Linked DNA regions of Homo sapiens: region 1 is linked to region 2. A link is an interaction called in ENCODE POLR2A ChIA-PET data of the cell type or tissue named here. Cell type or tissue: HCT116. All regions are shown on one strand. Each heading gives the region's core, and the rest is flanking DNA. Links, peaks and the distances in the headings are about the cores only.

What was found. Peaks named below come from ENCODE experiments on the same cell type or tissue, not always from the same donor. Only the 100,000 strongest peaks of a DNase experiment are listed, where the experiment ranks them.
Region 1: POLR2A ChIA-PET joins it to region 2 with 5 read pairs; 4 of 35 experiments call an interaction of 5 or more read pairs at or near these places.

What each region holds. Positions count from the first base shown.
Region 1 is chr1:205,587,585-205,590,482 of GRCh38, forward strand. The region is part of intron 6 of SLC60A1 (solute carrier family 60 member 1); the gene reads left to right. All of the region lies in intron 1 of LOC124904491 (a long non-coding RNA gene), which reads right to left. Among named protein-coding and RNA genes, the nearest start is that of SLC60A1-AS1, 20 kb to the left of the region's middle. In HCT116, for the core only: a CTCF peak has its summit at 1,289 (motif pointing right); no DNase peak of the experiment used is centred there.
Region 2 is chr1:205,448,593-205,451,490 of GRCh38, forward strand. All of the region lies in intron 1 of BLACAT1 (BLACAT1 overlapping LEMD1 locus), which reads right to left. It also overlaps a transcript of LEMD1 not described here. Among named protein-coding and RNA genes, the nearest start is that of MIR135B, 1.6 kb to the left of the region's middle. RefSeq lists a silencer at 1,391-1,600. In HCT116, for the core only: no CTCF peak of the experiment used is centred there; DNase peaks (open chromatin) are centred at 1,629 and 2,039; H3K4me3 peaks cover 2,455 bases; H3K27ac peaks cover 2,393 bases.

The DNA.
Region 1 (2,898 bases), core at 187-2,686, 140 kb after region 2:
TCAGGGTGGTATGGGCCTGCTTATAGTAGAGGATAAAGGGAGGACACCTATTAGGAGGAGGAGTCTGTGAAAATACCATTGTGAGAGAGTAACCGAGTGAGGAAGGCCCTGACAGAGGGGAGGTGGGATGGAGAGCGGGAGTGGAGGAGGCTCTAAGCTCAGCAAGGAGGAAGGCCCCTGTCCATGGAGTTGGGGCGAAACGATGTCAAAGGGGAAAGGTTCCAGAAGAGGAAGGGCACAGACATGGGGCCAGCCCTGGCTTCCCTGTCTAGGTCAGACACAAGGCCAATTGCTAAGACAGAGGAGAGTGGGTGGAAATCTGGGTTTGGGAAAATAAAGGTCTGAAGCATCCACATATGTTAGGCATTGCCCATAGACACTCACCTGGAGTGCTGGGTTTTAAAAAGGAAAATCAGGTTCCTGGGCCCAACCCAGACTGAGTGAATCCGAATGTCCAGGAGGAGGCATAGCAATCTATAAATTAAACAAATACCCCAGGGGAATTACATCATCCAGCAAGCTCAGGAAAACACTGTCCTAGAACAAGTGACTCCCAAATACATTAGATTCACTGGAGCTGCTTTTTGAAAATAGGATCATGAAAAGGCCAGGCGCGGTGGCTCACACCTGTAATCCCAGAACTTTGGGAGGCCGAGGCGGGTGGATCATGAGGTCAGGAGTTCGAGACCAGCCTGACCAACATGGTGATACCCCATCTCTACTAAAAATACAAAAATTAGCCGGGCGTGGTGGCGCCTGCCTGTAATCCCAACTACTCAGGAGGCTGAGGCAGGAGAATCACTTGAACCTAGCAGGCAGAGGTTGCAGTGAGCTGAAATGGTGCCACTGCCCTCCAGCCTGAGAGACAGAGCAAGACTTCAAATCAAAAAAAAAAAAAAAAAAAAAGAAAGAGAAAATAGGATCATGGACCCCTACCCCAGAGATTCTAATTTAGGAGGTATGGAGAAGAGCCTGGGCCTCTGGGTTGTTTTGGAAGCTTTCCAGCTGCTTTTGTGGGCACCCTGTTTGGGAACTGCAGCTGAGTGGCCCTGAGCAAGCCTCTCCTGTGTAGATGTGAAGTGCCTGTGTCATATTCACTGTGACTACTTCCGAGTATTCCTCTCTAGGTTAAATTAATGGCCACCCTGTTCTCAGCATTCTCCTGGAGCTCAACAGCTACTTCCTGACTTAGTATGTTTGTGCTATGTGCAAAGCCCTGCTGCAAACTGCAGGCCGCCAAGTTCTGGAAGACAAGGTTCTTGCTTCCAGGGAGCTTACGGCCGGCCAGAGGAGGGCAGTGTGCCCCAGCACAGATGGAGGGTGAGGGTGTAGGCAGTGGGGATGCAGGCTCAGTACCAGACTGAGTCACTGGCTGAGGCAGGGGCCACACTGCGTGGGAAGAGAGTTGGTGGAGCTGATAGTTCGTCCTGGTTAGTCTTCTATCACCAAGGCTAAAATAAGACTCGGGTGTCTTTCAAACTTCCCCAAATTTAGGGATTTTCAGGGTGACGGTCTTTGAGGCATGGCTGGAAATGCATGTGGTTTGTACATGGGGTAGCCAGGTGGAAGAAGAGGAGCAGGAGTGGCGGCTTCCAAACCCCGGCATCTGTCCCAGGCTCCTAAGTTGAACACTGAATATTAAGAAGGTGCCAGCCCCTGAAGGCAGGAGGTGAGCAGGCCTGGCTGAAGTTCAAAGGCCCGTGTTCAAAGGCCTGGGTTAGGGGCTAGGAGGCTAACTTGGGGGGAGCACGGTAGGCAGGGTGGGGGATCGGGAGCAGAAAAAGATGAGGATGGGGAAGTAAACAGGGGCTACATCCTCAGGGTTTTGTAAGGTGGGCTTTGAATTTTATTCTAAGTGGGCAGGAAGCCAATAGGTTTTAAGCAGGTCTGCGTTGCATTTTCTTTTTTCTTTTTATTTTTTTGCATCTCACAGATACATTTATTCATGCTATGAAGTAAACGACACTTATACAGGTGCCCCGTGATGTTTCACATTTCCATCTAACATAGCTTGCATTGCATTTTTAAAATTTATTATTGTTTTTTTTAGAGAGACAGGGTCTCACTATGTTGCCCAGGCTGGTCTTGAACTCCTGGGCCCAAGCGATCCTTCCTGCCTCAGCCTACCAAAGTGGTAGAACTAGACAGGAGCCACCATCTCCAGCCACTTGCACTGCATTTTAAAAGTGCACTCCAGTGTGGAAGAACAGACTGTAGCTGGCAAGAGTCAAACACAGACTGTCTGTTATTGTAGTCCAGGCGCAAGAGGGAGGTGGCTGGGATGGGGTGGTCTGGATGGATCTGGAGCAGTACAAGGATCGAACATGTTTTTTGAGATGGTGTGGACAGGACTTGTTGCTGACCCAGGTGTGGGAGGTAAGGAAAGGAGGAATCAAGGACCTTAGACACAGGACTTGAGCAACTGCATGACTGGGATGCCCTCACTTGATGTGTGCAGGAGTAGGATTGGCAGAGGAAATTAAGAGTCTAGTTTGGGCCACATGGTTAGTCATCCAGGGACTGACTATATCCAAGGGGCAGCTTTAGGTGCAAGTCCGGAGTCCTGGACACAGCTCATGGCTAGAGGGATAGATACAAGCATGCCTGCTGTAGAGGCAGGTGAAACGTGGAGCAGGGCACTGCGGACATGGAAGAGCCAGAAGAGAATCCTGGGCCACCCCAACATTGAGAGAGTGAACAGAGGGGAAAGCAAGAACAAATGGATCTCAGGGACCATGTTCTGTGCCAAAGAAAGACATGACCTTTGGAACCATAGTTATGCTATGACTTTCATATTTTTACTGCATGAAAGAAGTCTTTTGTCTTTCCATTTCCATTCTGAAGGGAATGTGTTTCTCTCCTTCGGCCACTGTTTTGTGGCTGATCCCTCCCCAGGGA
Region 2 (2,898 bases), core at 89-2,588:
TCTTGCCCTACAAAGGCCTCACACAATGGTCCTCACTCCAGGGTATGAGGAGGGGTGGCTTCCTGGCCATAAAGGACCTCCTCAAATTCCCTTAATTAGCTTCCAGCCCCCTGCCCAGGGTCCTTAACTACCCCTTCCCTAGAGAATAAGGCCGGATCTTTTCAAGGCTGCTGCTGCCAGTACCCAGGATGGGGGGCCCCAGGTTAGGCTCCCTCTTTACAAAGCTTAACTCTTTCTAGTCCAGCCACTGGAAGCACAGAGGGCAAAGGAGGGTCTGGGTAAAGGAGGGCAGCGATGAGGACCTACCCTTTGTTTAGAGGGGTTAAATAGGTTTCTTGAGTGCCCCCAGGGGTGGGGGCTGGGCCAACCTACCCAGACCAGTCTGGGTGGTTACCGACAACACCCATTCTTGCATAGTTTAGAGGAGAGTGAGATCTCTGTCTCCAGACCTGGTTGGAGTCAGAAAGAGGGCTTCAGCTGAAACCTCCCCAAGCTGAGGGCAGCTCACTCTGGAGCCATCCCTGACAAGGCTGTGGGAGGGGTGCGCAGTGCCCTGCCGCTCTCATTGGCAGGACATGGGGGTTAGCACAGACATCTCTAGGACTGGATTGAAGAGCTGAGTTAAGGCGAACCAAGGTCTCAGGGCCCTGGAAAAGGTGTGTTCTAATCACAAGTGCTATTTCCCCACCCGCTCCCATGACGGGTCAGCTGCAGGCATCAGCTTCAGAGAAGTGGGCTTCTAGGGCTCCTGCTAGCCCAGGCTCAGGAAAGCCCCAGGGGCCTCAGACCTCTCCCAGGGGCCCCCAAGAAGATGGTAAGAGGCCCCAGGCCCAGATCAGGCCCTGCCTCTGCCAGGGAGTAGCTGCCTCTCCCACCCCAACTGTACCCTCAGCCCCAGGGCAACACTTGCTGGCTCCCTGCACAACCCTGGTAGAAGCAACCTGTTTTCACTGGACAGGAATCCTGCATTCCCCAACAACAGCACAGCACAGCACAGCACACAGCACACAGCACAGCACAGCACGCCCCTCCACACACTCCAGACATGCCCAACCTTCAGGGCCAAACAACCAGGCATCCTGCGGCCTCCCACCTGAACTTTGGGCCATCTGCCCCAGCCCCAACCCCCTCTGGTTCTCCTTTCCTTCCTCTCTCATGGGCCCCCAGAACCCCAGACCCAGGCCCTGCATAAAGCCATGGACTCTAGGCAGAATGCCCTCAGCTCCCTCCCAAGGGATGCTGGGCCAGGGGCTGGGGGTCCCAGGGGCTGCTCACCTGGCGGACTCAACAAGGCCCCCTTTCCCTCGCAGTCCGCCTCACAATTCCCCGCAGAGCCACTTCCTGCCTTCCAGGCAGCCACTCACTCCTCCACTCACCCCGAGAAGCTCCACGCCCCAGCGAGGGCAGGCCTCCTCCCTCCCCCTGCCCGCCCACCACCGGCCAGGGCTGAGCTGTACCCAACTCAACTTGACTCACTTGTGACCGGCCCCTCCCCCAGCCCTGAGGACGGTGGGGGTGGGGGTGGGGGCGGGCTGGGCAGGCGGGGCAGCCAGGTATTCCTTCAACCCTGACTTGGGCCTGAGTAACAAAGGTCTCATTGAGCCTCTGGCTGTCTGGTCGGTGAAGCACAAACCTCTTGTATCTACTGGCTTTTGATCTCACTCCCTCTGAACCAGCCATGTATTACTCACGTCCCCCTGCCGGGCTATTGGTGCAGAGGGGCTGTTTGGTCCCTCCCTCCCTCCCCATCTCCTTTCTCTCCTTCCTTCCCCTGCCGCTCCCCTCCAGCTTTTTTATAGTTTAATTTTTGGCAGGAGACCTGAGACGGCTCCCTGCAGGCCCCCCTCTCCTGCCTGGCCCCCCTCCCCTTCTCCGCAGCCCTGGTTCCTCTCCTCACCCATACCCCTATTCTGCTCCCACCACTCCCCTGCCCTGGGAGGACAAGGTCAGCACTTATCTGTCCTTCCATTTCCTTTCTCAGACCTGCTCGAGCCTGGCCCCCTCCACCCACCCTCACCCAGTCCTGCGCTCGGATTCCCAGCCATAGCCTGCCAATCCCAGCTGCCTATCCCTGGGCACATGAAGGGCTCAGCCCCTGGCCTGCCTACCAATCCCAGCCCACCTGACAAGCCCCAAGTAAGCTGTGGAAGTAGGGCATCTCTCTCTAAGGTGTGTCTGGGCCAGAGGGACTGGGCTGGGGATGGAGGTGGGGACAGCCATCATGTCTCAGGCTGGAGTGAACCTCACTTGAAATATGGAGAAAGAGGAAGCAGGTCAAGCCTCACCTCCTTTCCCGAGGAAAACCCTGCTTCCTCCAATCCCGAGAACCTGGGCAGTGAAAGGCCACTGCTGGGCGAGAACCTCGAGGACTCCCTCTCCTCAAGATGGGGCCATGCCCACGATTCCTGTCTCCTCTGGGGCCACCACAACCTTTCTGCAGCTTGCTGGTGGTGAGAACTGGGGCCCAGCAGCCCAAGGGGCCCAAGGGATATCCACTGTGTATAAGGGCCACCTCACAGGGCCACTGGAACATTTTCTCTTTAGCTTCCCCTGGCTCTGTCCCCCAGGATCCCTTTCCTCCCTTTCCTCCTTGGCCACTCCAGGGAGAGAGGCAGTCACCTTTGAGGTCTGAGCTCTCCCCAGAAATGCCAACAGATGCTAAGAATTCCCATGGTGGCCAATTCTAGAGCCTTGCCCATCCCCCACACCTACCACCAGTGGCCTCCTCTCCACTTCAGGAGTTTCCACCCCTCCCTAGCCCTCAGGTACTCCCATTCAGCCGGATTTGGGAAACTTCTGCCCCAACAGAGGCCCCATTCTTCCTGCCGCAGGCTCCCATTGTCCCTCATGACTCCACACATTCTTGGGCCTCTGATGAGAAGTGGAGACAGCCACCCG